Linked DNA regions of Mus musculus: region 1 is linked to region 2. A link is a loop called in an ENCODE intact Hi-C map of the cell type or tissue named here. Cell type or tissue: heart. All regions are shown on one strand. Each heading gives the region's core, and the rest is flanking DNA. Links, peaks and the distances in the headings are about the cores only. Region 1 overlaps Gm33474 (a long non-coding RNA gene). Region 2 overlaps Tgfbr3 (transforming growth factor, beta receptor III).

Region 1 (16,282 bases), core at 3,609-11,608, 58 kb after region 2:
TTCCCTACGGAACCCCCTGTGTCTCTTTGTTCTTTCAACTTTTGTCAGTGCCTGGAATCAAATCCTTGACTTTGTACATGCTGAACCAACAACCCTAACTGAGCTATTCCTAGGCATCTTCCCTCATGACTTACTGACATTTCCTATCTATATCCAAACCAATCCCAAGTTCTAGAAAGACCAGCGAGAACCCACGACAAGTCTGATTATAAAGCCTCCTTCGAAGTTCACAGCTAAATAAGGACATGGACGTGAACAAAACTAGGAAGGGGTAGAAAGGATGGAGAGGAGGTGAGAGCCATCAGCAAACATTGCTTCTCATAAGAGCTGAGCCATTCTCCAAGAGGTGGTGTCCCAGACAGCAGACACAGCCTACTGAACTTCAGAATACAGTGTCAAACCATGTAAGGCAAGCCCTGCTCCTTTGAAGGCATAGACACATGTGTGCACATGTGCGTTGTTAATTTTCATTTCCATTACCAGTTGATCAATGTGTTTCCTCAATGTTTTCCGGAAGAGACCATGGACTGATATATTTTTGGAATCTTTACCTTTCTGACCAAGTCCCTCGGTTGCTTTCACTAACCAAAGACAGAAAATCCACATTCATGATCCTTCTTGGTCCAGTCTGTAGCCATGTCTACAATGTTTTCTGGAGTAAGCGTGGCAGGGGTTACTGTTTCTTTGCTCTGATATAAACAAGACATTCCATTTTTTATCCTTTCTTAAAAACATGGGCTGCACCATTTCTTTAGTTTTACCCTGTACCTGGCCAAGTACTCTAGTGCTCTCTAGGGATGTCTTGTTTTCCTGTTTCTTTGCTCCACCCCTTCCACACACACTAATTTGAATTGGGCTCTCTGTCTTCTGCTCCTATTGTCTTCTTTCCCAACACTGAAACTTCACCTCATCTTCACTGTGGTGTCCAGACTTCCTTCCCAATGCACCCAGGGCTTCTCCTCACTCACTGAGAACTGTACTATACTACTGGCTACTATTTTGTTAAGCTTACTTGTCTGACCCATGTCACCTTGATGCTGATGTCGATCTATTATCCTTGCATCCACCCTCCTGGTGACTAATTTGTATTTCTTTCACAGAACTTGTCTCTTCCTACACTCTTCCAAGACTATTTTTTGCACTTTCCTAAAAAAAAAAAAAAAAAAAAAAAAAAAACGTTTTCTCGTCTCCTAAGGGAAGCTGCTGTCAGAGGAATGCTCTTCATCTTGTCTTCCACCTGATTGCTTTGCACACTCCCAAGGCAGGTTTTGCTTTCTTTGATTGTTCATCTTTGAGAAAAGCCAGTGTCAGAATCACCCACAGGCTACAGAGCGTGGAGATTGTATTTGCTCTGATGAGACACTTGGGTAATGATTGGATGGTCTCAGAGCCACAGCTGGACAGCAGGTTGATGCCGGTGCTTTCCTGCTCAATTCTGAGAGTCTCAGCATTCATTCTAGCACAGCCCTGATGCACTGGATTGCTGTCTCAGTTTCAGGCTACTCTTCTGATGATGCTTTGTGCCTGGGGGTCCCTCGTCTTTCTATTTCCAAGTATAACGTTTGATTTCTGGCAATAAGAAATACACTCAGGGACCGAAGTCTCCTGGAACAGGTCTCTGAAGGAAGCTTAAAAGACAGAGACAATAGAAAAGAACTAGAGAGTCAGGAGCCATTTAACAAAAGGAGAAAAACAGAGAGAAGCTAGAGGACCAAGGAGGGCAGATGGGGTGAGAAGAAGAAAGAATCAGCCATCTTCAGTCTCGTGAGTCTATTTATCAAGGCTGTTTGAGGTGAGAAGAACATAGCTTTCAGGGTGATGTGAGCTTTTCTGAGAAAAGCTCACTCTTGGGCCAACAAAGGAAGAAATAATTAACTGCATTTTATTACTGTGGGGTTTTAGCTTTCAGTTAAAGGATAGATTGTGTTGCCTAAAACCCAGGAATGATTTCGAGATAAGAGATAACTGATTAAATATATTGCCCTGGAGTTTACCTTTTGGCCTTTGTTGGCTTTGGGCTAGGCATGACCGAGTAGCAGAATCTAGGAATGGATAGTAACTGGCGTCTTGAGGCCTGTCTCAGGCTCCTAGCTGTGCTTTAAGATTATTTTTAATGATAGGTGTTGCAGTGCTTGTTGACACGCTGGCCTCGACAGTTTCAAGTTGCCCCCCCCCTTGTGCTCCGCCTTCCTGCCCACCCTCTCCTGCGTAGTGAATTTGAGAACAGTGCGAACTATTGGAGTAAAAGAGGAAAAACAACAAACAAACACCATCATAAACAAAAATAGTATAACTGACCCAAACTAGATATGAACTAATAATGTACTTGATTTTAAAAGAAAGGCTTTCTTAGTGTACGGATCAATGTGTGTGTGTCAGGAGTGTGAGGGTTAAATGGATCCGTGGGGGGAGGGGGCTAAAATTATGTGTGTGGGTATGACCACATGAGTGTGGGTACTTGTAGGTGCCAGTGGTAGTTGGCTCCTCCAGAAGAATTACTGGCAGTTGTGAGCTGTGTAGTGTGGACGCTGGGAACCAAATGTGAGTCCTTCAAAAGAGCAGTACTCACTCTTACTGAGTTGTCTCAACAGCCGGCTACCAGGCCCAGGTAGATGTGTTTTCATTCTGCCTGGTTTAACCTATAAGGCTTTTGGAGCTGATTTATGGCCTCTATTGTTAATAGGAATTAGGATTTTTCCCCCCTCTGATGAACAGAAGCAAATTCAAACATGAAAAACCAGGACATTAGAACCGCATGAATCATTTTGAAGCAGTGGAAAGGATCCCGGCCGAAATTGGGAAAGGGGAGTAGAAAGGGATTGTGTTTATTATGGCTTGCTCCAGAGAACAGAGTAGGAGCTCTTGACAGGACCAAGAAAGAGTTGAATTTGGCTTAGCCCAGGCTCATTTGGCAATGGAGTGGATGCCTCACCCACGAAGGCAACAGCCTGGTTCTAGGAGGAGATACACCTGCTCACCCAGAAACCCCCTTTTCCTGGAGACTGTGGGAGCACTTCTAGTCCAGGGTGAGCAGCGTATTTTAATGATCTGGATTTAGGGGTTTTCCCTTGGAGTTTCTGCTTTTGGGGAGGGGAAGGGGTCAGATAAGGGACTTGGTTTTCTTCCCAAAAGAAAATACTCCACTGGAGAACTCAGCTGCTCTGTATATTGGGCTCCTTGTGACAAATGAAGACATGCACATCATATTTGCTCCGGACCCCCCATGCTCAGTTCACCTTTTGAAGGACAGGTGCTGAGCTGGGCGAGTGGAGCAAGCAGACACAGCACACCACCTCACCCTAGCCCTTACTACAGCATATGGGGTACTTTCTTTTAAGACCATATTTATTTATACTTGTAGGTTGTGTGTGGTGTATGTACTTGTTAGTGTGGGCATGTGCACACGTGTGTGGGTATGCGGAGGACTGATTGACATGAGAGCCTTTCCCTGATCATTCTTCAGCTTAGTTTTTGAGACAGGTCTGTCATTGCAGCTGAAACTGCTTGGCTAGGCTGGCTGGCCAGTGAGCTTCAAGCTTCTGCTTGTTTCCACCTTCTGGCAACCCTAGTGCTGGGGTCACAGGCACATGTCACCGTGCCCAGCCTTTTCCATGGGTTTTTAAGGTTCCAAACGGGGGTCCATATGCTTGTGCTATGGGCACTTCACAGACTGAGCCTTCTCTCTGGCCTCTTTCCAGATGGAGGACCAACCATTAATGGGGTCAGACAATTCACCAAGCTCAAGATGACAGTCCTTCGTGAAGCCGTTGAGACCTCCAGAATTTAATTAATTAATTAGCTAATTAATGTTTTGAGACAGGGTTTCTCTATGTAGCTCTGGCTGTCCTAGAACTCACTATGTAGATCAGGCTGGCCTCAAACAGAGATCTGCCTGCCTCTGCCTCCCTAGACTGTTGGGATTAAAGGTGTGAGCCACCATACCTGGCCAGAGGCTCCAAAACAAGTGAGGACTTGGGAACCTGTTGTAAGAAGACTGTTTTCTGGAGATACATTTCTTTGCATTTCAGCTCTTGACAACTGTATCGAAATTTTCATTTGGTATTTGTGGTAGCTCTGGGGAGTCAATAGAAATGAGGACAAAGACACTCTCCCTCCATGCCCCCTCCAGTCACTCCTTGGTGTCCTATGGGTGGGTGAAGGCTTGGACCTTGGTCTGATCCAAAATGCAGTCTGACCTGTAAGTGGGAACAGGCGCCTCTTTAAAGGTCACTGAAGATTTGGTTATGGCTTCTTTTAGACTGGTTGAACTAAATGAGGCAGGAGAAAGCAGACTGTGTGATTTAACCCATTTCCAGCAGCCTTTCGAAAACACCCAAAGCCTGTTTGGAGCCTGGCCTCCTTCCTTTGGAGTCTTGCCTCCTCTGAGCAGACTCCAGCCCTGCTGTGGCCCTTTCCCCTGACCAACAGGTGTACAGTTTGTTCTCACACAGACAAGAGAAGAGCTGTCCCCAGTGGGGTGCTGCCATCAGTCAGTCTGCTTCAAGGCTAGAACTCAGTTTCACAAACAAATCTTCCTCCGGTTTATCCCACTGGACTGCAGTCCCTGGTGTGAGGCACTGGCTCCCGCTAAGCAGCTAAGCTAGGGGCTTTTCTGCTGCACTGTGTAAATGGCAGAGCTCTCGTCACATTTCCATGAGTCTCGGACCATGCTGTGGAGTCCTTTGGGGATGTTCTAAAGTTCATGGTCCTTTGGAGCCAGGAGAGGAAAGCCCAACAGCAAAACAAGTGGAAAGAAAGAAAGGCAGTGTTCTAGTCACATGGTCTCAGGCCTTTGAAATGCTTGCCCGAATCTGAGAGGTACTGAATACTCTTGTTACAGTCTAGGTCTAATGTCTTTTCCCCTTCATCCAACCCCTCCTTCTCCTTCTGAACATTTAGCACCCTCCATTCCTATAACACTGAATTTGGAGGGTTAGTCTAACTTCTCTAATCTGTAATTTCCCATTTTCCCCTTAGCCCTTTTGCCTAACCTTCCGTTTTCCATCTGGTCATCCTTTACAGTCTTGGTTGAAGGCCAGTGTTCAGTATAAAAACAAGCAAAAGCCACAATTGCCCTATTATTAAAAAGAAGACTGCTTCTCAGCCATGTGTTGGTCCACAGTAGCTTTCCCTGTTAGCAGGTGGGTTTTTCTCTACTGGAGAACATAGCATCCTTCCACCCTGCCTCCCTGCCATTACTGTTGAATCCAGGAACTCACTGTTTCCATCCTCCTCAGCACAGCACGCACAGCACTTGGCTCTCATTCTCTAAGTGAGAGCTCATTACATGGCTGCTTCTAGAAGCTTTGCGAAGTACAGGTCAGAGCTGGCAGCCCTTCCCCAGTGATGGCTCTGTTTTACAGAAGTGGATTGGAGACTATGGCTTGCCATCTCTGCTGCAGCCCTGAGTCCCCTCAGGGAGTTGTGGCTCTGTGGAAATGCATATCTGTCTAGTTAGGGTTTTACTGCTGTGAGCAGACACCATGACCAAGGCAACTCTTATAAGGACAACATTTAATTGGGGCTGGCTTACAGGTTCAGAGGTTCAGTCTATTATCATCAAGGTGGGAGCAGGGCAACATCCAGGCAGGCATGGTGCAGGCTGAGCTGAGAGTTCTACATCTTCATCTGAAGGTGTAGCAAGCAGGATACTGACTTCCAGGAAGCTAGGATGAGGGTCTTAAAGCCCACAGCCACAGTGACACACCTACTCCAACAAGGCCACACCTGCAAATAGTGCCACTCCCTGAGTCAAGCATATTCAAACCATAACATCCTGTTCTTCCTTGTGCCTCTTTTGTTTTTAAATTGCTACAAATATTTTTGCCTACTTTCCTTGGGTATATTTATGCCTCATAAAGGGTATAGTTACACCTTGTAAATATTTCTTTTCTTCTCTTCCACCCCCCCCCCCACCTCCTTTCTTCTCTCCCTCCATGTCTTCCTTAACTTTTCTTTTAAGTTGCCTGGGCCAGAAATCACCTCCATCACAGAGCCTTTTATTTTCACTTAGCATTGATGCATCCTTTGTCTATTGTTTCTGGCATTGATCATCAACCTCACAGTGACATCCTGTCTTACATTTCTGACTGACTTCTGAACATCAGCTTCCTTGACTCAATGAATAATTTGTCTTTCCGATATATCCAATTTTAACTTTTTTCTAGACATTTATAATAAAACATATTAAAATGCAAGTCAAAGTATCACATTAGTTCGTACAAATTTCTTCTAATCTATAGAAGTGATCTGCAAGCATCCATGTTAATTTTATGGTACTTTATGACATGAAGCACCTAGAAAATCAACTTAAAGGGAAGAAGTTTATCTTGTCTCATCCTTCCGAGGTCTCAGCTTGTCATAGTGAAGAGTGAAACATCTCATGGGTGTCAGCTAGAAAGCAAGGAGAGCGAGCCAGAAACCAGGATTAACCTCAAAGGCATGGCCCCAGGGGCCTACTGTCTCTAGCTAGGTCCCACCTACTGAAGTTTATACCACCTCCCAGACAGTCCACAGCTGAGGAGAGGACCAAGTGTGCAAACAGTGAACCTGTAGAGGACACTTCACACCAAAACCACAATAGCATTATTTCTGAATGCACCAAACTACACAAATGCAGCCAGATCCAAGTCAAGTGCTTTGCAGTGGACCATCCTACCCATCTTTCACTTAGGTCCATGCTTGTTTTGTGTGTGCCAAAGAAGAGGTGACATGATGTGGGAGTTGGGCTCATTACGATTTACCTGAAAACACTGAAAATGAAAGCCCATGAGTTGGACTGAGTAGTAGAACTTGTGTGAGCCATACACTTAAAAACAGACAACAGAGTCTGGGAAGAATGGGTAGCCTGTGGTTTGCAACCAGTCAGTAAGAAGATCGATGGGCAATGGCAGCTGGACCAAAAACCCAGAATTTTACCTTCAGGTAAAATTTGTCTAGCTGATCCAGATTCCCTTTTCTGCCTGTTGTTTTAAGATCCTCCATAATTTTCTCCCCTCTCCCAGCCTGGTCAACTCCGTCAGCAGTGTGCCATGCTCTGGCATCGCCTATCACTCTCCCCTAACGCTGTGCTCAGTACGCCAAGGCCTCCCCCTGCCCACTCCCTATTCTGTCTCCGCTCTCCCCATTTCATTTTGTATCTATTTAGAGCACCTTTGACAGGCTAATCTTTCTAAAACACTTTTGCTGTGTCACAGCCAAGAATTCTGCCTAAGGACCTGTTGTCACTTTAGAAATGTGGAGTCGCTTTACATAGTAACAGTCTATAAATAAGTCCGCTTGTTAGGCAAAGCAGCAAGTTTTTAATCTGAGGGCAAGTCCAGCACAGCACAATGTGTACGCGGAGTGATGGACAGAAATAAGAAATCAGGGCCACTGGCCTCTGCCACCTGCCAGCCTCTGAGCCGCGCTGTTTGGTTGGCTTAGGCCGGCAGCATTGTTTCTGCCTGACCTCTGAAAGCTTTGATGGTTTCCTTCACCTCTCAGAATGGTGCCTTTGAGGATATATCACTCTCTCCTCTGTTGTTGTGGAGATCCTCCAACAATTTGTTTCTACCATCTCACAGCATGACCTTCTAAACCCTCCTAAACCCTTCTACACTCCAGCAAGTTGTTCTTGCTTTGTCCTAAATGATGCTGGATATTGCTGCATCTGAGCTCTGGTTCCCAGCTCATCTGTGTCCCAGAGGACAGTCAGTGGGCCACCTTGGGCTGCTGTGGAGGAACTCCACACACCTACAGCTGTCAAGACTTAGCAACGTGTCACACATGTGTCTCTTACTTTGAAAAAAGGCTAAACCATAGTTTAGTTCCATGACTGAATGGTGAGTTAGCTTTGCACACAGGCTGCCTAGATTCAGTCAGTCAGCAAACTTTGTGTATGAGCAAACTGTTTGAAGTTGCTGCTACGTGACTGATATTATCTGTACATCCCTGGCAGTTCTTGTGCAGACTTATGTGTGGTACTGGAGAGATGTTCTCTATTCTTTTTACTGCACCTTCTTAAATCCTCAGGACCAAGGAAACTAACCTCTGAGTAGTCAGTAAACCCCACCTCAGAAAAAGCCACATTTTCTTTCAGCAGTTAATGCAATCTCTGTGATTACAAAGGAAGCTGCACCAGAGAGGTTCTGCACCTGACCGTGTGCCTTAAGAAGGTAGTTATGGGGTTGAGTGTGGTAGTGCATGCCTTTAATCCCAGCACTCAGGAGACAGAGGCAGGTGGATCTCTGTGAGTTTGAGGCCAGCCTGGTTTACAGAGTGAGTCCAGGACAGCCAGAGCTGTTACACAGAGAAACCCTGTCTCAAAAACACAAACCTGAAACCAAACACAACAACAACAACCGATGACCACGAGAAGGCAGTTGTGGTAGTTTGAATAAGAATGGCTCCCATAGGCTCCTATATTTGAATGCTTTACCATGGGGAGTGGCACCATTTGAAAGGATTATAAGGATTAAGATGTGTGGCCTTGTTGGAGGAAGTGTGTCACTAGAGGTAGGCTTTTGAGGTAGCAGACGCCCATGTCAGTCCCACAGTCTCTCAGCTACTGTTCCAGTGCCTGTCTCCCTGCCACCATGATAATGAAGTAAACCTCTGAAAATGCAAGCAAGCTCCCAATTAAACGCTTTCTTTCATAAGAGTCACCTTGGTCATGGTGCCTCTCCATAGCAACAAAACGGTGACTATAACACTAGTCTTGGCAGGGGCTGAGACACATGGCAGCCAATAAGTCTAAACTATGGAAGCAGACTAAGGAGTTTAAATTGCATCCGTGTGTAGTGAAAACTTTGGTTTCTTTAAAAACTCAATTATGTTCTTGTTTTAATCCCAGGTGTGGGATATGGGGCTGCCTCAGTTTGTCCACAACCATTAACTATGATTATCTCATGCTCTAGGAGGGGCGTAATCTTTGCCAGCTGCAGATAGTTTAATTCTGGGGACCCTGGAGAGTACATAAATGCCAGAGCTGAGAGAGAGGCAGGAAGTACTCTGAAGAAGATGGCGGCTGCTCCTGATTGTTGTTGTGGTTTGACGAGATAAAGAAATTGGAGCTGTCCTGACAGCAAAGATTGGACTTGCCTCAAGGAGATCAATGGCCCTAATCAGCAGGAAGTAGCCTATGGGGTCTAAGTGTTGGACCTTTCCACTCTAACCTTCTTTCTCTTCTACCTAGTGCTGGAGGGTTACAAGGGATCAGAGTGGAATAAGGGTTGGAAGGGAGGTAGACGTATAAGAACCCAATAAAATAACACAGCGAGCTCGCCAACATCCATGTCTGACCCTGTGATCACGATGTCTGTACCATCTAGAAGGCTTCTGGTATTATGAGGGTCAGGCTTTGAAACCATGTCTCAAGCCTTCCTACTTCAACCTCCTGTCAAAGAAAAGTTCCTTGTCACACTAGAATTCAGTCCTTATTGGAATCATAACAACATGGCCCCCGTGCAGAGCTCTAAGAGGTCTTTTGGAAATTGGTCATAATTTTGAAATAGTAAATTAAAATTCTAGAGGGAACTGGAGGGATGGCTCGGGGTTAAGAATGCTTGCTGAAGACTTGAGTTCAGATCCTATTGCCCACATCAGGTGGTTCCAACCACCTGTAAGTCCAGTTCCAGAGGCTCTACACCTCCCTATTCTGGCCTCTGTAAGCACCTACACTCATATGTTCACATGCACAAACACACACACACACACACACACACACACACACACAGATCTTAAAACAAACAAACAAACCCCTCCCCCAAAACAAAACTCTGGTGAGGACACAATGAGAAAGCATGTGAAACAGTATATTATTCTCCCTCTCCTGACATCATCTCTTGCTTCTGTCTTCTTTCTCGTACCAGTCATATATTAGCAAATGATACATGTTAGGTGTTGCTGTAATCGTGTAGTTATTATAATGCATGACTGAGAGTAGAGGCTATGTCAATATTTGTGGGCACAGCAAATAAGAGAAGCTCTATTTGATTGTCTTGGTAATTAGACTCTAGGCTACGTAGCTCCAAGGGGACTCACCCAATGTGGTCATGTGTCACAGTTGAGCCCTACTTGTGAGGTGTCTAAAGGGGAAGGGCTTCAGAAGTGGGCCTGGTTAGATAAAGCCAGGCATATGTCAACCACTCAACCACATCCCCATTCCCAGACAGGGTTACCTCTGTGAAGTCAGCCTGGAGGTCTCCACAACGTGCTGTGTTGACTATGGGCCACTACGGAGACATCTCCATGCTTCTGACCATCTCCAGGGAGTCAGAGCCACACCAGCAGTGGCCTGGCTCCTTCGCCGCACACTCTGTGGAACAATTACTTGGCTCCTGAGGGAGGGCTACCTTCCATGTTCCCTGGTTCCTTCTGTCTGTTTCTATATTGAGAATACAGGGAATAGACTGAAGAGGTCATGTATATCCAGGACAGGTGAGCTGCTTGGTGGAGATTGACCTCCTGGAACCCCAGGGAGGAGAGTTTCACTGGGTCACAGGTCCTTCCTGATCCCCATCCATACAAGGCTATTCCTTCCCCCCCCCCCCCAGACAGGGTTTCTCTGTGTAGCTCTGGCTGTCCTAGAACTCACTCTGTAGACCAGGCTGGCCTCGAACTCAGAAATCCATCTGCCTCTGCCTCCCGAGTGCTGGGATTAAAGGGGTGCGCCTCACAAGGGCTATTTCAACTCATGAGATCCAAGGCTCTCTAGGTCATCTCTACTCTGAGGTCACCAACACCCACACAGTAAGGAGTGGGTGGAACCCTAAAACCAACTCCATCTGTTTGTCTCTTCAGATCCCTGCAGGCACGTCCTTAGTCTTGTGACATGACCAGCCGTGCTTGCAGAGGCTCTGTCTACAGCAGTGGGCTAGGGAGTACCCGGGGCTGTGCAGCGATGGTGAACTAAGGGACTGGTCCCACTCACTTGCAAAGCTCCAGGGAGCCAGGGCAATGACTTGAGACCCTGCTTGGAGTCCTGCAATAGTGTCACACCCTGCCACACACCTTCAAGTATGACAGGAATGTGCAGCTTGCAGCACTGATCAGATTAAACTCAGATCTTGGGTGGAGGGTGCTAAAGTGTTGGATTTTTGGGTGTTGCCTTTTTTGCCTATTTGAGAAGGATTTGTAAAATGGGAGCTGAACATGATAAATGTTAAAAGTAAGCAAACAGATCATCACACATGTAAGGAAAAAGCAAAATAGTTAACTACGATGATGCAGAGCATGAGCCATTAATGTTGGAAGATGAGACCATTGTCTTTCTTGGAAACTCCCTTCTTAATCATGGCTGGCATTTATTGGGGCAATTACGATGTAGCAGGCTCTGTTCTAAATACTTTCTTAAATAATTTATTCCCCATCAAGGATAAAGGAAAGAATGATATCATTGTTCCTATTCTCTAAGCAAGGGTGATGAAGGCCAGAGAAGTTGAATAACTTGTCCAGTGTTGCAGAGCTGGAAAATGGAAGGCTTGTACCCAGGTTTTCTGGCACCTCTGGGCCAGGTTATCTTTTAATGGAAAAATCTTTTAGGCCAAGTCTTAGAAACTTCTGCCCTGTGCTTCTGTCAGTACTCAAGCAACAGAGTAAGATATGAATATTGAAATGCAAATAAATGAATAAATGAATGAAGAATAATCTGCAACCACAAATCTTTCCTGGTAAGAGCCCAATTTCTAAAGCAAGAAAACAAACAAACAAACAAACAAACCCCCTCTGATGTTTGTCCACACTGTGTGTTCTTCCTCGGCAGTGCCCTAAGTGAGTGTCTGTAAGCCTTTGTTATTCTGTGCCTCAGCTCTGGCCTCTCCTCCACATTCTCTTCCTTGTTTGCTTTCCTACCTTGAGTTCTCCTCACTAAGCTCCAATATACAAAGTTTAATTTAACAAAATTTTAATGTAACATGGGCTTTCGTGTTGGTTTGCTTACTGCATGGATCAAGTCAAGTTCTTGAAACATAACTACACTGGGAAAGGATGCTTGTCAATGCTGGAGTTGGTCAGAGGGAAGGGCTGGAACATGGTGAGTGTGTGTGTGACAACTTCCCAGTGAATGTGGTTAAGCTGTAGTATCTCACACAAGAGGGATGCAGGCTGCAGCCATTCTCAATTCAGAGATGGGGAAACTGAGAGACAGGGGTGTGGCTTGTTCTGTGGGTGGAGCTTAGGGGTCTCTGGGCTCCCAGTTAAGATGTTGATTAGGGGCTATCTTCTCCCAGCTGTGTCCCCTAAGTCCCTCAGGCTACCCCTTGCCTTAGCTCTCAATCTCTGTTTGTATAAAGCTTGAGGCTGTAATTTACTTTTAATGCCTCATCCATCACCCAGAAAGTGGGGTGGCTCCAAAGTGGTGCTGAAATATGTAAGGCCCAGGATTCTCTAGTGAGCTCAAGACTTAAAAGTTCCCAGTCATGAGCCTGCAGCGAGAGACACTCTTACAGACCCTCCCGATGCTCAGGTCCAGGTTACATTGAAAAGAATCCAATAGGTTTCCAGTCTTGTCTCACCCCCAATTCCTGGAATTGAATAATTCAGGGCAGCAGACAGTAGCTCACCTGCTCAGTCGCCCCTGAAGGCAGGCGTTTCCTATAGTCTTGACCTTTCAGCCCAGCTTGGACAATCATGCTGAGGTTTGCTATGGAACCAATGTTCTGCTACTTCATTTCCACCTAGAATGTAGCAATCCACTGCTGTGTCACACTGTTACCATTCCCCACAGCCCAGTTCTGTGCCACACTGTTACATTCCCAGGGAGATGTGAAGAGAAACAATGACAGACTAAAGTAAGGAAATCACTAACGGTTCAAGTTAGTGAACAAAACAGTTTTATTGGGTTACTTACAGGAATATGGGTGAAGGGTTACCTACAGAAGCAGAAATGACTCAAAGACAGCTGAATTGACAAAGCCCATCCCAGCATGGATGGGAACCTGGAGCACACTGCATAGCCCTCAGGCAGCTTAGTAGGTTAGACAGTGTCCTTTCCCGGTTACTGGTCTTGTCCCACCTCTTCCAGTAGAGAAGTATGGCTCAGAAGTCCTTATTGCTTATTGTGGTGTGAGGGGCTAAGTGAATCCACTCGGTTTCAAGGACTTCCTAAAGCTTTTGAGTTGTTAACTTTCTGGGGTTCGGTGAACCCCTCAAGATGGAATGCTTTGCTTCCTCTTAGACCACCTTGCTTCCTTTTAAGATAGAATGTTTGAGTTCAGAGATAATTGTTACCCAACGCCCAGCGGCGTCCCCAGGACCACAACCCCAGGACTTGGTGCCAGTGGGACCCATGCAGTTCATCTCTACTGTGGCCCTCAGCCTCTCTCCAAACACGCTGGGTCTTTTGTGCGAGCTGAAGTGTTGGTGCCTTTAGTGAGCTTCTCATCTTCCATGTGACTCACACTAGCTGTTTACCACAGTGCTTTTATCATACTAATAAACCATTAGTAACCTGTACATCCATCTGTCAGGGAATAGTTAGGTGAACTGTACTGTCGCCACTCAGTGATATCTTTTGTAGCATTTAGCATAAGGCTAATATCATAGAGAAGTAACTGAGGACATTTTGCTAAGTAGAAGAAGCAGTCTGGATAAATTTTACCAAATTATGAGTCCTTCCCCCTGCCAAAAAACAAAACAACAACAACAAAAAACCCAGTATATATACATGTATATATGTATTTTCTAAGCTATTTATAAAGCTACCTTTTTCTTTTATAATTTCTTTGTTTTCTTGAAGTTATATATTAATTTCTAATTTTAACAGTGCCATGTTTCTGAAAAAGTACCTTTTAAATTATTTTGGAAATTCATGGGTTAGATAAGACCCTGAGTTTTCCACTGGCATACGCAAATCAACCCTTGAAATCAAACTGCTGACGTGGGCTGAACACGCAGATCACAGTCCATGGATTACCAAGGACATGGCTGTAACCTTCTCTTTATACTCCTGATCCATTAGTCCCTAAGCAGTGGATAAAGTGACACAGTGCTCAGAGGCAATATAACACCCACACTCTGCTGTGCCCCGGCCTGCTAGTGTGCCCCTGTGCTTTGCTGCTCAAGCTGCCTGGAACTGGTCTACAGTCAGTGAGAGACAGGTGGGCCCCACAGCTGCTGGCATATCTCCTGCTGGTGGCTCACATTAATACCCCTAGAGGCAAAGGGCCAGCCTACCGTTACCCTGACAACAGCAACCAAACGGACCAATGATGGGCTAGAAGGGTGAGAGGAGTCTGAAGATAGATGCACATGGCCTGAAAGATGTAGAAATGGTGACTGGCAAGTTCCCTGTTTTAACTCAGTGGCAGAAGGAAGGAAGCAAGTGGGTTCCTTAAGTTGCTCCTGTACCCTGGGATCACTCAGATGAGCCTTGGAGAGCCACTGTGCAAATACTGGCCACAGGAGAAACAAAGAGCAAAAACACCCACCTTTGTGTGCTCTTCCAGAGATGAAGTGACACCCTCAGCCTCTCACAGTTGTCCTGGTTGCTGAGGAGCCCCTCAGGGTGAAGTGTAGAGCGTAGCATTTGTGGGTCTCTCATCACACGGGTGATGCATGCTGGGGTTAAACAAGATGAGACAGCAACAAAAGACTGAACCCTTCGTCATCCTTTCCTCTGTCCACCCAAGGCTTGCTGAGAGCTTGCCACGTGGCCTGTGCTTACAGCTCAGGGTAAGACAGATAAAGAGCCTGGTCTCACAGAGCTCATATTTCAGGGTGATTGGAGAGAGATGATAAGTAGTGGATAATAAATCACAGTGACAAGTGATATAATGAAAATATAGCAACGCTGGGCTAGAGATAATGGCTTGCCAGTTAAAAGCACTAGCTGCTCTTCCAGAGGATCTGGGTTTGATCCCGGCACCCACACATGGCTACAACCATTTCTTATTCTACTTCCAGGGCATCCATTGCTCTCTTCTGTCCTCTGCAAGCCCCGGGCATGGACATAGCACACTACTATACATGGATGCGAACACTTATATATGTAAATTTTTTTTAAAAAAGAGAACAACATACTGGATGAAAAGTTCCTGAGGATAAAAGTACTTGGTTTAAATGTGAGGTTCTAAATTCCCACCAGGAGCCCAGGAAGTGGGGAAAAGAGATGATTCTCAGCAAAATATGAGGGGCTCTTTTACTAAAGGAATCAACATCCAAATACTTAAATGAAGCCCCTTAATTGTGTGTTTGTGCATGGGTATGTCTGTGTGTGCATGTGTGTGTGTGTGTGTGTGTGCATGTGTGTCTGTAATATCTGTGTGCACACTGTGGCTCTCTCCATTGGCTACATTTTTTCCCGATGGTTCAGATGTGTGTCTTAGTCTGTTCATATTATAATATAGTACCTTAGACAGAGTAGTTTATAAGCATCAGAAATTTATGCCTCGTAGTAGTGGAGTCTGGGAAGTCTAAGATCAAGGCACTGGCAGATCTGAACTTTGTTTCCTCAAGTGCAGGGAAAGAGGGTAGGTCTTACTAATGTCACTCACGAAGGTGGAACTCTCATGACTATATTTCCTGAAGATCTCTCCAAGTACAGCATCTCATATATGACTTTGGTAGGGATGGGGGACAGTAATATTCAAACCATAATAATATGTTTGCACCTGTCTCGCTGAATGGCATAGGGATACCTGCAAGGTTGGTCCATGTGTGAGACTTTCAGAAAGAGAGAGAGAGAGAGAGAGAGAGAGAGAGAGAGAGAGAGAGAAGCAGATCAGAGGAACATTGTGGTCCTGTGTAGAATGAGAAGACAAAGGAGGCCTATCTTGAAGTCTGCTTCTGCCGCTGTTCTGTCTCCTCCCTGGAGCAAGCTGATGAACTCAAGCCAGAGTGTTCTCCAGAGAAGCTGCACACAGGCGGTAACCTGTATCCCTGAGGGCTCTGAGAGCCAAGGGGCTGGAAGCAGAGTAATCACACAAGGTAAATGTGTATGAGTGTGTGTGTGCGGGGGGAGTGTGTGTGTATGCGTGTGTGTGTGTGTGTGTGTGTGTGTGTGTGTGTGTGTGTGTGTCTAGCATAATAAACACTGGCACCACTCAGTGATAAGAGAGACAGTGAGGAAGGGGGCACTAGCTGATTTAGTGCTGAGTTTTGATACCGCAGCTCCTGGGTACCAGCCCAGTGTTGGCATCTGCAGGACTTCCTGGAAACCTGCCCCCTCCCTCAAAAGGAGCCTGAGATCCCGAGTGGCAGCAGGGATGGAGCAGTGCTGGCTTTACCTGAGAAGCAGGGTCAGGAGAGTGGGTTTGTAAGACACAGAACCCACACAAGAGCAAGAGGACAGGCACCCTTTGTG
Region 2 (16,282 bases), core at 2,955-10,954:
GCAAACCTTCACGTGTAATCTAATTCCTATTTTTAATAAAACAAACATACATCTGCTGGTACTATGGGGAGTCACCTCCTCATCTCCACCCCTTCCCCCTCCACTCCCCCATCCCCTCCTACCTCCACCCCTCCTCCTCCCCAACTCCGCCCACTCCCCCTCCTTCCCCTGCCCCTCACTCTCCCCACCTCTCCAACTCTACCCTCCCCACCTCCACCCCCTCCCCTTCTCACCTCCACCCTGTCCCCCTCCCTCCCCACCTTCACTTCTCTCCCTCCCCACCTCTACACCCCCACCTTTCCACTTCCCCCACTCCCTCCCCCTTTACCCCTTCTCCCCCTCCCCATCCCATTGTTATCAATGTAGCACCCGAGTATTCTAATGAGTAGCAGCTAAATAGTAGATGAAAAAAATTAGGGGTCGAAAACCCACATGATAGGGTTAAAATGCTAGAGTGTGTTTAAAAGTGCAAACCCAGACACTCTGTGACTTTATAACTTAAACACACACAAAAGCAGAAGATACAAATAGCTGATGCGTATTATGGTTTCTGGCAAAACAATTAAAATAGCTGAGCCGCTGCCGGTTTGCCATCACTGCTGGGACATGAAAGCATGTTGGCAGGCTTCCCAATTTGCCACGATTTATACCCGGTTTTTAATTCTTAGCAAATTAAACTTTTGAAATGTTGGATCTTCTCCACATTGGAAAATAAAAGCACCTGCATATCACGGGCTGTCAGTAAATGCGGAGTTCCTGCTTTGCTTTCTGCCAAACCAGGGCTCTTTCAGGGGAGGAGAGGGTTTTGGAAAGCAGAGGTCTGTGAGTTGGAAATTGATCTAAAAGAGGCGTGACTTTATGGAACACTTTTGGATTTTTCCAGAACCAAAAATACTCAAAAAAAAAAAAAAAGTTTGTCCTCAGGTTAAGGGCAAGATGAGGAGAGGAACAGGGAAGGGGCGCTCAGGAGCTGGCAGAGCCAGGACTCATCCATCTCTCTTCACGGAGGGAGCAGGGGAGAGAACTCAGCTTATGCCAGCCTCTTCACATTTTGAAAACTGCTCTTTGGAAGATTTTAAATGTATACAAAAATGGAATGTCCCGCCCCCTCCCCAGGAACACACCACTTCCAGCTTTAGCAACTACTCATGGTGAATCTTGTTTGACGACTTCCCATGGCCCATTTCATCTGTCAGTCATCCAAGAGATACCTCTGAAATTTAAGAAACATCAAAAGATCTTGAGAAGAAGGCTGGGTATGGTAGCATACATCTCTAATCTCAGCACCTGGGAGGCAGAAGCAGACAGATTTCTGTGAGTTCAAGGCCAGCCAGGGCTACATAGGAAGGCCCTGTTTCAGAAGAGGAAATAAGATGTTGAGGAGAGCTCCAGTACTTCGATCACTTAGGAACTCGGCTCTGCAAGCCGTGTAAATGTTACGCTGCGAGAAAGAATCTGGTAATAGAACATGAAATGATACTTTGGGTTGTTTATTATAAAAACATGTTTACTGGGTTCCTACTAAGCCTGTAAGGTCTTTCTAGCACAGTGTTTCTCACTCTGAATAGCATCCTCCCCAGGCTGGATAACTCGTTCAGGCGCACTGTAGAATATTTAGCATCATCCTTCATTTCTACCCAGTAGATGCCCGTGCCCACCCCCAACCAGGTCGTGACAACCCAGTAGGATTCTAGAAGTCTCCAAGTTTCAAAAGAGCCTCCCAATCCCCCATCTCCACTCCCCACCCCTCACCCCTACTCCCATTGTCAAGTGGCAGAGTGCAGATAAGGTGACAGACCACTGCCAGGGACTCCATAGATACTGAAAAGTGCCCAGAGGAAGGGTCAGAATCAGGGAGGTAAGGTTGGTAAAAATACTCTTGAACAACTGCACAAAGTCTCCTCCTCCCTGGCTCCCCTCTGCCAGATGCCAGCAGATGTGTGTGTGTGTGTGTGTGTGTGTGTGTGTGTGTGTGTGTGTGTGCCAGTTTGATGCTTTGTTTCTTTGTGGGCCTTTTAGGGCTTCCAGTGTTTAGAAGAACTGAATTAAAACGGGAGGCCAAAAGCCGTGTCAGTTACTCATGCATAACCCACCCCAGGCTCGCGCATTCACGAAAGCCCTGCCCAACAGCCGGAGGGGGGAAGTTTTGGTTCTAGAGGTAAACCAAAAGTTGTTCAGAGTATATGAAAAGATTTGCTCCAGAATGTTGATTATAGTGTATTCTTTCTGCAAAGAAATCTACTGTTAAAATTATCTTTACAGCAATATCTAGGATTCCTTTTTAACAGTCTTTTCCCCTAAGCCCAAAGTCAATATTGTTACGGCCGACGCTATTTTAGTTATACTCAGGGGTTATGGGGAACAAGAACTGTTAGAGGATAAACCCTGGAGCCTCTGCCCTGCTGTGTAGGCTTGTCTCTGCACAGATAGTCAAGAAGGGACTTGACTCAAGGAAATGAGGCAGGGGTGTTTCTGTTTAGCTCTCTGGGAGAGCCCCCTGTTTGGGGCAAAGGGAGAGTATTAGATCACACCCTAAGTCCATTAAGAACTTTTAAACAATACCATCCATCAGGAAGGCCTTGTCATAAAACCTAAATGCTTACATGTGAGGTCTCCCCCGGGGAGAATCATTCTTTTCAAACCACTTGGGGATTCTGAGTGAGAAAGTTTAACCGCAGGCGGAAGACTCCATGGAGCTCTTCCCAGAAGTGAGTGTGCACACACTTCTTGCGTGATGCACACTGCTGAGACCGCCAAATGCCTTTGCGCTTACTTCAGTGAATCAAACTGCTAATTCCTGAAAGTAGGTGGGTTTTGTGGTTAGATGCTTCCACTTCATGGAGTTCTTACGGTGGAGGTAAAAGGAGCAGGATTTTTGTTTACTTTATCGTACTGCACAAATCTATAAATGTTAGAGTGAGTGTTGTTCGTGCTGCCACGAAGCTGATACCCAGGCAAGTGCTCTACCAAGTGTGCTACACCCCCAGCCAGAAAGTGCATCGCTCTAAAGAATGTATTTTATTATTTTATATGTGGGGGTGTCTTGCCTTTGTGTGTATTTGTGTGCCACTCACCTGTCTGATGGGCTCAGAGGCCAGAAGAGAGCATCTGACCCCCGAAATTAAAGTTACCAATAATTGTAAGCCACTATGTGGGTGCTGGGTATCACACCCAGGTCCTCTAGAACAGCCAGTGCTCTTAACCACTGAGTCATCCCTCCAGCCCCTCCTAAATGCATTTTATAGTTGGTACAACGAGTGCAAGTTCTGTATACTGAATTGTATTATTTTCCCCCTAAGGCAGTGTTCTAGTTTCATGTCTTGTGCAGTGATAAAATATCCAAACAACAACAAAAAGGCCACATAGAAGAGGGGAGTCGTTTATTTAGTTTGTGGTTCTAGCTTACAGTCTATTCCTTGGAAGAAATCAAAGCAGGAACTTCAAGAATCTAGTCTCACCATACCAGGGGCCAAGAGTAGAAAGAAACCTCTGCGCACACACTTGCTCCATCTCTCTTGTGCAAATTTAAGACCCTTGTCTAGGAATAACACCTCCCATACTGGACCGAGTCTTCCCACATCAATTAATTTAAGATAGTCCTCCCCTCCCCCAGACATGCTTCCACACCTCCATGTGGACAGCCCCTCAGTACAACTCTCCTCCGAGGTATTTCTGCCTTGTGTCACATGAGCAATCAAACACCACAGAGTCTCACTATGCAGCCCAAACTGATCCAAAGCCACCGTGTATCCAACCTGTCCCTTAACGAACAGTAATCCTGCTTCCGCCTTCCAGGGATTGGGGTTATAGGACGATACACTATGCCTGGCCCTCTGAATTGATTTTTTTTAAAGCGCTTTAATTTTCTTGGTAATTGTATCAAAATGTAGCACAAACGTTTCCTCATCGGGGGCCACCATGATCCTCACTTTAAGGGATCCATACAGTTATTGATCATTTAGGAATTGGACTTGGTCCAACTGAGCTTGTTAGCCCCGAGAACAAGCAACGATCTCTTTTCCCGATGTCAACCTTATTATTTGTTTTTAATTTAATAAGGCCAGCTTGCATAATTTTGGTCTAAACTCCACAAATTCTTTTTTGTCAGAGTTGTTTTGCTATGAATGAAAAGTGTGTCTTTATTGAATGAAGGAGCTGAAACGGAGAGACACTGAGCACAGACCATGTTTAAACTCTGAAGAGAAAGGTGGAGCCTGAACCACAGGTTCTTCACCCTTTTTCTAGGAAAGGCAGAGAGATAATACATTTGGTTTGGGACATATCCAGCCCTTGCCTCAAGTGCTCAGATCATAGGGCACTGTGCTTATGGAACAAACTTGAATTTCATGTAATTTTCACCTCATGCAATATTCTTCTTCTTTTGCTTTCTTTAAATAAATCATTTCAAATTGCAATTTCCCATCCCAGGCCACAGTGTCGGCACCCTGGTTTAAGCCCATCTCACTGTGGAGAGCAACAAGCCCTGTGTAACAGCAGTTACTAAGTAACAGTAGTTACTAAGGCAGGACTTCCCCAGCTGAGGGCAAGGACTTGCACTCCTCTGTAGCCTGGAGGCAAGAGTCAGAAATTGTGGCTCAGCCCTTGGCCCTGATGCTTCCCAGCTGTGATCTTGGGCAGGTCACAGGATATCAGAGTCTCAGACCACACTCATTTGTAAAGTAGTAATTGCAAATTCTTTCTCTGCCTGCCTCAACAGGGTTTAGCATCATATAAAACCTCTCGGATCTGTGGCCTTCTACGACTGCGAAGCTACAGAATTATTGACGCACCTAAACTTTTTGTCATCTTATTTCTTGTTTCCACCATTTTCCAAAAGGGTGTCAGCATTTTAAGCACCTGTCACCAGGCACCTCTAGAAGTCCAAGTCCCAGCTTCTCCTGAAGGCTGGACAAAAAGAAACGCTGGGAACCTCCACACTGCCTGGCACTCTAGCGTGTTAGGATGCAGCCCATGTAACAGGAAAGGGGGATGAGCAATGTGGAGAGACCAGGGCCAGCACAGCAGGAATTAGTTTATAAGTGTAATTGAATGAGCCTGTGCAAACCTTAAAGAAGGAGGAGCCACCAGCGTCAGGACCTGGGAAAGGAGAGGAGATACTATGTTTCATTGGAAGCAGACCGCACTTGTTTTTCTATGTATACAAAGGAGAGTCCCTGGGGGTCTCGGGAGTTCACTGTGAGGGGACCCAGTAGGAGAAAACATTTGGAATATGCTGAGAAGAGAATGAATCTGGTAACACCAATAGCGAAGCCAAACCTAACCGTGTGGTTAAGTAGAGAAGTTACAACAGCAGTAGATGGTGGTGGTGGTTGTTTTTATGAGACAGGGTCTCACTATGTGGTACTGGCTGTCCTGAAACCCTGGTCTCTATGTAGACCAGGCTTAGCCTCGAACACACCTGCCTCTACCTCCTGAGTGCTAGGATTAAAGACACCTGCCGCTATGCCCAGCTGAAAGCTGTAAATTATTAAGAGAATGTTTAAAAGCGGGAACAGTGTTGTGACTGTATTGGAGATGCACGGTTTTTGTCGGTATTGAACCCTTGTATAGATAATGAGATGAATACATGCGCGCAGTCAGACTCAGAGCCCTTAGATTCGGGTGCCTTTGGCTTTCCTTCTCTGTAATCTCTCATTAGCAAACTACAGTGCCTAACTTTTCTGAGATGGACTTTTGATATGTAAAGAGGAATACTGGTAGCGGTTTCACAAAGTATTTATTAAGATGGGGCTGGAGAGATGGCGCAGCAGTTAAGAGAGCTGGGTGCCCTTCTAGAGAACCAGAGGTTAGCACCCAGCACCCAAGTCAGGTGGCCCACAACTTATAATTCTAGCTCCAGGGAATCCAATACTAGCCTCCAGTAGCACCCCCATAGGATTACACACACACACACAAACAAATAGAAAAACGTCTGCTCTGCTGAGCCCGATGATCCCTTACGTCAGTGGAATGCATTGTGACTTATGCTTTTGTTTCAGAAAATGTTCCAAACATGAAGGAGTCCAGTCCGGTTCCTCCTCCTCCACGTAAGTCTTTATGCAACTATTTCCAGGCAAAGCCTCTGGCCTTTTCTAAGAATGTGCTGGTTCGGGAAGAAGTCGTGCCAAGCTGAGCTGATAAGGAGTACTGGGCAGTCCTGCCCACTTCCTCTTCCTTTCCTCTCATGCGTTCCTTTTCCCTTCCCCTGTCCTTCCTTCACCCCCCTCCCTTCCTATTCCTGCGGTCTCTACCTTCGCTGCATGAAAACCTTAATTTGCTGACCCACTGACACATGTAGCCAGAGTGGGAAGGCTACAGCCTCACTTTACCAAGTTAATTATTTGTGGGTTTTTTGTTTTTTCCCTGTCATCCAATCTGGAGTGTTTGCTTCAAATTCTGCCTGTGGTGGTTACCTGCTGAGAGGAACTCAGCACCACACATTCAAGACTATTTTTAGGTCAAGGGATGGAGAGAGCTAGGGAGAGTAAGAGCATACCGGTGTTCAGCACCATTGGTACAGGGCAATGAGTTGGGAGTCATGTAGGTGGTTATCATTTTGTATATTATTGAAGTGAGTTTCCATGGTTATCATTGGCACAGAAGCAGGACTCCACCTTGGCGTCTTGCCATCCACCCAGAGTTCTAGATGATATGTCCCTGTGAGGATAGTCTGTATTGTTTTCTTCCTGGAGACTCCCAGGACTTGTTCCCATTGCTGACCGCAAGACATACATAGTATTCTTTTCTTTAACTTTCTTTTTTTTTTCTTTTCTTTATTTTTTTAATTTTTATTTTTTGGTTTGTTGTTTTTTTGTTTTTTTTTCGAGACAGGGTTTCTCTGTGTGGCCCTGGCTATCCTGGAACTCACTCTGTAGACCAGGCTGGCCTCAAACTCAGAGATTCGCCCATCTCTGTCTCAAGAGTGCTTTATACAAATCACTCTTTATAGTACTTTTATAGAAAGCCCTTTTTATGTTCTTCTAAGTGACTTATTTCCAGGAGATTATGGAATAATGGAGAACCACAAACTCAGTAACAGACCCACTGGGCTTATTTTCATAAGTGACATCTCTGTCTTTGGAATTTCAGGATGTTTTTACTAAAAGACTTAGGAGCACGCTATCTTTGCATTTGTAGGCATAACCCTAACCCTGATGGTTCAGCACCTCTTTGTATCTGTCCCATGGACTAGATTAAGCTTCGTGGCCTGAAGGGTTGACCTGCCATTGTAACTTCCACCAGGCTCTTCCTGGTTTCTCGTTCTGTGTTCCTTCCCAGGACTGCCTCTCTGTCAGACTGACTCATCTTGTGTCACCTCCTGCCTCTGGTGGGTGGAGACACCCTCCTTATTCCAGAATGTAAATGAACACACCAGCAGGCATGCAGCTGGAAGAGCTTGGGTCCTTCGGGACGCCTTCCATAGGGCAATACTAAACAAAAGCCTTCGAATGGCTTTGGGTACTCAGGGGCCACCTTTGCCTATGGCTGAATCTTTTGTGTTGGTATGAGTTCAAAAGCGCAGAGGTTTCATTTCTAGAGCTTTCAGTTAGGGTTGCTTCTGAATGGAGTAAAAGAAGAAATTGTGACACGGAGAAAACTTGTACCTTCAATTTAAAAAAATTACACACACACTAACGTGTCTGTGTGTGTATGTGTGTGTATATATTAAGACAGACTTTTATCTTACCAAACACTTCTTTACAAACTAGTCCTAACTCAAAGATACTTAGTCTTGAATGAAAGAAAATATCCAATTTCTGAGAGCTGAAGTCAATTTCAAACAAACAAAAAAAAAAAACCAACTTTGCCAAGTAGAGGAACAATTAGTTCTTTTACATGTTTTGCTGACTGTAAAACTGACGTGGCACCCACGAGAAGTAATTTTCTTCACAGAAAGAGCAGAGTTGGAAAGGCGTCAAAGAGCAGGTTGTTTAGAGCGAGGCTGCTCATGAGGATTAAGGCTGGGGCTTACTGTGAACTCTGAGGTGTGTTCTAATGCACAAGAATAATTCATTCTGTTCTGTTCTCTTCCCCTCTCATCTTTCTGACTCTATAAGTGTTCTCAAAAACACTTCAGAGTCCGCTAAGGCTACGGTGAGCCTCATTGCTTACAACCACCCAAGGAAGAAGCAACAAGGCTGATTTTGATAGTGGGAAGTTTACTTTTTTTTAAAAGATGGGGTCTCACTGTGTAGCTTCGGTTGGCCTGGAGCTCACTGTATAGACGGGGCTGGTCGTGAACTCATCTTGATCTGCCTGCTCTGTATCCCGAGTGCCGGGACTAAGGCCGTGCACTCCTGGTTCTTTACCGTCTAAAGTATTGTAACTTGTGACTTTTCACGTTACCGAGGTTCTCAGACCACAGATTTAAAGTATCACGGCATTTATAAATCTTATTTTTTAAAATGACATTTTGGGGGGCTGGGGAGGTGGCTCAGTGATTAAGAGCACTTGTTGCTCTTGCAGATGACCCCAGTTGGGTCCCGAGCACCCTCACGGTGGCCCGTACCCATGCAGAACCCCAGTTCTAAGATAGGAGATTCAAGGGGCACACCCATGGTCCGTGGAGATTCAAGGGGCACACCCATGGTCCACTTAAGTGTATGCAGGCAAAAGAATCATACAAACAAAGTAAATTAAATAAGCTGGAAATTTTTTATTTAAAAAATCACTTTGCTCAGAATAAATTGCAAACAGAATATGTAAAAGCCCAATCAATCCATCTTTTCCTTTGTCAGCAGATTTGCCAGTAACAAAATATAGAGTTTACTGTAATTATTATCTCTGATCTTACTGTGACCGTGCTTGGGAAGTGAGAATGAAGCTGAAGTGTGAAACAGACAGCTTGACATCATGTATGTATCTCTTCCCCTCTTCTAGAGATTTTCCACGGCCTGGACACGCTCACCGTGATGGGCATTGCGTTTGCAGCATTTGTGATCGGAGCACTCCTGACGGGGGCCTTGTGGTATATCTACTCCCACACAGGTTAGTGACTACTCACTGGAAACTAGGGTGCATCTGGGCCACACAGGGCACCCGCCACACAATAGACACCAGAGTTTTTGTTGGACAGGTGATATAATAAGCAAAAGGAAGAGAATATCCATTTTCACTATTCTTATATTTATGTATTTTGTGTTTTAGGTCACGTAAAAATGTAACTTGGTCTAAGTGATGCCTAGAGAAAAAAAAATGTTTACCCTGCTTTTGTTAGTTGCAGTTACAGTGCTGGTGATATTCAGCTTCTAAGACAGTCTAATCTTGTCATAGAACCTAAAGGAGTCTGGGTAGCATGACGAACTGGAACTAGAAACCTTCGCTCCAAAATGAAAGGCCGTGGAATAAGCTGCTGTGATGAAGGAGACCAGTTGCTCATGACCACAGCTGCCAGGGCATTGGATAATGCCCGCCCTTGTCCTGTCCTCAGTCAGGGACTCCAAACCACGACCTCCTGGCCTTTAACTCATGACATCTTTCATAAACAAAATTCTCCCATTTTACAAAGTTTATATTTCAAAATATATTTTTATGACTAAAAAAAATATAAAAAGTGAAACAAAAAAAGTTAAAGGTGTGCTCTCCCACCTCACCTTCCTGTTTTGATGTTCTTTTGGTGAATACAGAGTTGCCCCAATAATCCTGGCTTCGACCCCCAAAGCCCTAAGATACAGTTAGCCATCAGCCTTCCCTGAACTTTACATAAGTTCTGGGAGATTCTATAGCCCAGCCATCATGCTTGGGCAGCAGGCGCTCATCCCCAGCTCCCATGTTTTCTGCTGGTTGCTAGACAGAGCCTCAAACTCTTGAGAAAAGTACGTGACACCAGCATGCTTGCTAGCTAAAGGTTCTGACTCTCTTTTCACTTCAAATGCTACACCTCGTAACAGTTTTTTAGATCGGGGCACAAACAGCAGCAGACCTTCTACACCAGGCCTAGGAAGTCTTCTACCTTGTGAAAGCCAACGTAGTAGCAAAAGCTTAAGAGAGTTTGATAATGGAGCTCTAAGTCCTCAAGAGTCATTGTTCCCAACCAGCAACTCCAGTGAAATGTGTTTCGTGTCAGAGAGAACGAAGGCCTAAGTGGGGTGGTTCTGAGCGTCATATAAATGCCTATGAGTCATTTGAAGAAGTTTTCCTCATGCAAAAGTTCAGAAAAGAACCCGAAGGGACAGCTTTTAGCAGAGTAGAATTTTGGAGTACTTTTATCACAGCAATACTGACATGTTTAGATCTCAAACTAATAGTTCTTTGCAACTTTTTCCAGCCTCCTGCATGGAGGAGGTTCTAGGGCACTTGGCGGCCTACATTGTCTCCTGGGAATAAACTTGAAAGTACTCCAGGAAGACTGTAGCCCTGAGGATTTTATGTGGGGCTGGTCACTCGCAGATGTTTTCCATGTGTGTACTCAGCCACTGGCTGGCTTGGGTCTTAGAACCAATCCTGAAACCCACATGGTCCGTCTTGGGCTAGGAAGCCAGGCCAGGCATAATAGAGGGTTACCAAATGATACTCACTGTGGAAGCAAGGCCCCACTGAGATCCCTCTGGGAACCCCAGATTTGTCCAAAGCCAAGCATCAAGCTGATAGAGGACAAAGCCTGGGTGTTGTGTCCTGCTCCTCACTGAAGTCGGAGGTGGTTGTACCTCACCCTCTGTCATCCAAACAAAAGCCCCAGAGGGAAGCTGAAAGTACCGTTAATACAAAAATAAAGTTTGCACACAGCTTAGAGACAAGCAAAAGGCCCTTCCAGCACACAGTTTGTGTTTGTGCCGACTCAGAAACCAAAAGACCTATGGATGCTGTCGTTTGGCTTAGGCTCTTGACGTTGCTCATGATTCTGCTCCAAAGTGGCTCTTCAGTCAAAGTTGTGGCCCCCAGCTAATCTTAGGCACAGCTACAATTAATCTTAGTACCAAATAAACACAAAGAGGGCTCAGTCCAGAGCCCAGTTAGTCTCTGACGTGGATCAACCAGCAGAAAGTTTAGATGAACAGGGATGGTCAGAATGCTGTGGCCAGCAAGCAGAGCCGGGCATCCAAACACCGACTCAGTCCTTTAATTTCCACAATAAGCTAACTGTGGAACTCAGACCTTATATGGTATATTTGGGGGTTCAGGCTGCTCTGCCTCTGTGTCGGGAACAACCCTTTGTTTGGATGACTCCCTCTGCTCACGTTCTCCAGCCTTTCCACAGCACACCCCAAGTCACAGATTTGAATCTTGACACATGTTCCTGGAATAACTTTTAGTCTGAAAAGATAGGGTTCCCACTCTGTCTTATTGCAACTCCGGGTACAATGAGATAACTGCCTTTGGGCTCTATTAATTCTGTTTGGAGATCCCTATTTTAAAACCCTGTCTCACTGTGAACAGAGGAGAGATGGTTGGGGGTAGGTGTGGTTCTGGTCCAAGGTTTCTGTGACACAGGTCCCAGAGTCACAGGTGTGTTGACATCTGTAGTTTCCTGGAGCATAAGAGCTCTGTGTTTGCTTTGTAGAAAACCTTTTTAGCCTCATCAATAAAGTGCGTGAGAGTGTGACACCTGAACGAGGTACTGGGACAGCCAGACCCACCCCCACTCCCTCTTTTATTCCTTCCCTGAAGCAACATCTTTAAAACTCTTGTCTGGTTCATTGAGATATTAGCTGAGTTCAAAGCCAACATAGGCTGTGTTGAGATACTCTATATCACCCTACACACACACACACACACACACACACACACACACACACACCACACACACACATACACACACATATACACACACACACATATATACACCACATATACACATACACACACACACACATACACACATACACATACACACCACACACATACACACACATACACACACACACACATATATATACATCTCTAAGTAACACAAGTATACGGCTGCCTCTTTTTGCTTGGGATCCTCTCTGTTAACATCCTACTGCAGAAAACAACTGTTTATCTCTGCTTTACCTAGGTGTCCCAATTATCCATTTCCCTTCTTAGCCCCTAGCAGGGTGGTTCTCAGCCTTCCTGATGCTGTGACCCTTTACTACAGCTCCTCATGCTGTGGTGACCCCCAGCCTTAAAATTATTTTCGTTGCTACTTCATAACTGCAATTTTACTACTGTTACAAATCATAGTGTAAATATCTGATATGCAGGGTATCTGGCCTGCAACCCTGGGACAGGGTCATTCGACCCACAGGTTGAGAACTGCTACTGCCCTGGTAGAACCACACCGAAATCTTAGTTGGATACACATTGTCTTAGTTAGAGTTTTACTGCTGTGAACAAACACCATGACCAAGGCAGGTCTTATAAAAAACAACATTTAATTGGGGCTGGCTTACAGGTTCAGAGGTTCAGTCCATTATCATCAAGGTGGGAGCATGGCAGTATCCAGGCAGGCATGGTGTAGGAGGAGCTAAGAGTTCTACGTCTTCATCCAAAGGCTGCTAGTGGAAGACTGACTTCCAGGCAACTAGGGTGAGGATTTTATACTCACACCCACAGTGACACACCCATTCCAACCAGGTCACACCTATTCCAACAAGGCCACACCTTCAGATGGTGCCACTCCCTAGTCCAAGGATATACAAACCATCACACATATTCACTGTTTCTGCAGTGATGACCACACACACACACACACACACACACACACACACACACGCGCGCGCGCGCGCCGATCACAATTTAGCCATTCAGTATGATAGCTCTATTACCTCTCCCCCAAGTGTTTAGGTTTTTCCAAAGATAAGCAGCATTTCTCTGTATCCCATCTCCCACTAGCTTAGTTTTCTAGGCATTTATCGTCAGTTTGTCTACTGACTGCCAGCTGTTATGACCTCCTCTCTCACACACACACACACACACACACACACACACCAATGCCATCCATTTTCTTTCACAAGAGTACTTCACAGAGCCCAGGTACGGCTCCCAGCATCTATGCCCAGCAGCTACTCACACGCATAGGCTCACTCTCCTCCTCCACTCTTAAAAATAAAACGATTTTTAAGCCAGCTGGACCTGTCCAACTTGTCCCCCTGCAAACTGTCTCTTTTGCCTCCAGTCTGGAGTTTTCCAGCGCTTTTCTTTGGGTCAGGGATGCCTTAGGCCATGCATCCCACGCCTTCCTTCTTCTTGGTTTAAAGGGGACATGGGAGATACATGTTCCCTTTATGCCATGAGTCTGAAATATCCCCGCTTTATAAAAACACTTGCTTGACAAACATGGTATCCTCTGTTAGGTTATAAACGATCCCTTGGAGTTTTGAAAGTGCCCCTCGTGTTTTTCTCTGGCTCAAGGCTTGCTGCTGAGGGTTTGAGGCTGCTTAGATTTATCTTTCTAATTCTCTCTACCTGTGACCTGTCTTTCCTTTCTGGAATCATCTTTATAATAATAACAGCCCTTGATTTAGGGGCATTTTCATATTTTGTGCTGGGAATTAATTGGGCTTTCAGCCTAAAAAACCCATCCATTGTTCCTTCCGTCCCTCTTTCTTAATTGGTGTGTGTGTGTGGTGTGTATGTGTATGTGTGTATGTGTGTGTGTGTATGTGTGTATGTGGTGTATATATATGTGTGTGTGTGTATGTGGTGTGTATGTGTATGTGTGTATGTGTATATGTGGTGTATATATGTGTGTGTGTGTATGTGTGTGTGTATATGTGTGTGTATGTGTGTGTGTGGTGTGTGTGTGTGGTGTGTGTGTGTGTGTAGGGTGATATAGAGTATCTCAGCACAGCCTATGTTGGCTTTGAACTCACTATGTGGTCCAAACTGGCCTCAAACTTGTGGTCTTCCTGTCTTAGACTCCTAAGTGCTAAGGTGACAGGCATGTGTCAGTCAGTTTTTCTTTTCTCTGTCCTTTCTCACCCCTGTTTCCTGTATTCTCTCACTATATGAATTATTTGAAAGATGAACCTAACCAGCCCTCTGCTTCGTCTCTTTCAGTTACCTAGAATCCTGCCTTGATTTTTTTTAATTCTAAGAACTATAATTTTCCTTTCCTTTGTTTGTTTGTTTGTTTTTAAAAGTTCTCCTCTCCCCTTGTGCCTGGGTTATCTATCTGAAAATAATACAGGAGTAGTTATGAATGTGGAGGCTGTGGCCATGCAAAATTCCGTAGGGTGTGTTGAGGGGCTGTTTTATGGATGGATGAGTTCCAGGGTCACCCCTGCATCTTTCCTCTGAGCTCATCGGATTTTTCCTGAAACAGACCTTCCTGTTTCCTACCTGCACAGTATAGGTCTTGCCTAAAAAAAAAAAAAAAAAAAAAAGAGTATTAATAAAAAGTGCTGACATAGCAACATGGGAAAAGAAATACTCAAACTTCCAGGGCAGGGCACAGTACTGACACTTTTCCTACTTTTCCTGAGTGTGGATAATCAAATACGTGTCATGTTCCAGAGGAAACAAACATGTGGGCTGTCATGAGAAGACCGAGGCCACTCTGCTTCAGTAGGTGTGAGGCTGAGCTCGTCATCAGCTAAGCCCAAGTGTGTCATACCTCCTCAGCAGCACCTTGAACTCAGCTGTGGTGTCTTGGACTGAGCGTTTCTAGTACCCTCAAGGTCACCCTCTTCAAAGAATGCATGACCTCTTCTTCCTGGATAATGACAGGCAGGTTCCAGTCTTGCAAGGGACAGAGGAAACTCAGGGGAGCCATATTGCTTCTAGTGCAGCAGTGGGATCTACTCCACTAGAGTATGAAGACCCTAGGCACCTCCTCTTTCTTCGTTGTCTGGCGTCTGAGTCGCCTACGCCTTTGAACCCTCTATGACAGGTTTATACCTTTATACTTTATATATTGAGGCAGGGTCTCTTCCTTGCACGCAGAGCTCACAGATTCATCTAGTCCAGATAGCCAGCCTGCAGCCTGCTCCAGGGTCCATTTACAAACAGGTTCCCTGATGGATTCTCTTGCACGGAACCAAAGTCAGAAAGAGTAATAGGGTAATAGGTTAGTGTGACTGTCCACCTCAGGGCACGCCCCGCTATTTTGAGTATGGGCGCTCTCTCTAGTGCTCTCTCTCTCTCTCTCTCTCTCTCCCCCCTCCCTCCCTCCCTCCCTCCCTCTCTGCCTCTCTCTCTGTCTCTCTTTTTCTCTGTGTCTGTCTGTGTGTGTGTGTGTGTGTGTGTGTGTGTGTGTGTGTGTGTGTGTGTCTCTCTGTGTCTCTGTCTCTCTCTCTCCAGGGTTTTACATTAGCAAGACAAGAGCTTCCAAGACTCTGAAAGTTATGAGAGCTTTTTCTAATGGGCATTAAAATCGCTGACACAGCAAAGAGACACTTCCCAGGAAGCAAATCTCCAGACTTCCTGGGCAGGACACACTGCTGACATTTTTCCTGAGCTTTGACTCATCAAGCATTGTCCTGTTCTGGAAGAGATAAACATGAGCGTGCTGCCCCGGAGGAGCAGGGCTGTCCTGCCTCATCCACTAGACCCAGAGCTCACAAGGCCAGCAGAGCCCAAAGGGATGGGAGGAACCTCCCTTTAGACCAGTGTGCCAGTGACTTAAAAGGGGAGAGGTTGTTCTTTTTAGTGAGGCTCAGAGATAAAGGATTTAACTCAGAGTATTTACCTAGCCAAGTCCAAGGCCTCTAGCTCTGGATAAACAAACAAACAAATAAGCAAGCTTATGTATGGCCACCATAGCCTTCTAATGGGCTACAGGAGGATTCAACTGAGAATGAATTAACATGTGAATGGTAAAGTGGTGTGTGTGTGTGTGTGTGTGTGTGTGTGTGTGTGTATGTATGTGTGTGTGTGTGTGTGTGTGTGTGTGTATGTATGTGTGTGTGTGTGTGTGTGTGTGTTTATGTATGTATGTATGTGTGTGTGTGTGTGTGTGTACATCAGAATAGTTAGTTAAGGGCTAGAAATATATGGGAATATAAACTCAGGTAGGGCCTATCATATCCAAGGCCCTGGGTTCAAACACAGAAGGGACAGGGGAGGTAAACAGAGGGAGAGGGGGAAGGAAGAAAAAAGACTGGATTATTTTCTAGAAATGATCTCCCATTTATGAGTCAGTGAATTTTTGGCAGGATGTTACTTCTCCCCCGTGGTTACATACACATTTGAAGGGGGCGGTGCTGAGGAAGATCCAAAATCCTGCAGGGGAGAAGACACTGTGACTTGCCTGCTCCTTGGGAATACTGATGTCTTCCTTTCTCCCCCTCCAATCCCAGAAGAAAAAATAATTAGAGCCAGCCAAATGCATGCAATGGCCCCAGGTGCTCTGAGGTGCATGCAGAAGCCGGCGGAGCTG

Evidence for each region. A loop is a pair of places that touch in the nucleus more often than their neighbours do. Peaks named below come from ENCODE experiments on the same cell type or tissue, not always from the same donor. Only the 100,000 strongest peaks of a DNase experiment are listed, where the experiment ranks them.
Region 1: it touches region 2 in a loop (1.8-fold over the local background); 1 of 42 quality-filtered maps calls a loop at or near these places.

What each region holds. Positions count from the first base shown.
Region 1 is chr5:107,053,474-107,069,755 of GRCm38, reverse strand. Gm33474 (a long non-coding RNA gene) reads right to left here. Exons shown (of 5, transcript XR_001784912.1): 2 at 16,206-16,282; 3 at 14,409-14,538. Among named protein-coding and RNA genes, the nearest start is that of Gm33474, 13 kb to the right of the region's middle. In heart, for the core only: no CTCF peak of the experiment used is centred there; DNase peaks (open chromatin) are centred at 4,665 and 7,305; H3K27ac peaks cover 4,965 bases.
Region 2 is chr5:107,111,125-107,127,406 of GRCm38, reverse strand. Tgfbr3 (transforming growth factor, beta receptor III) reads left to right here. Exons shown (of 17, transcript NM_011578.4): 15 at 6,000-6,047; 16 at 8,881-8,988. Among named protein-coding and RNA genes, the nearest start is that of Gm42146, 25 kb to the right of the region's middle. In heart, for the core only: no CTCF peak of the experiment used is centred there; DNase peaks (open chromatin) are centred at 4,606, 6,116, 6,566 and 10,436; H3K27ac peaks cover 2,404 bases.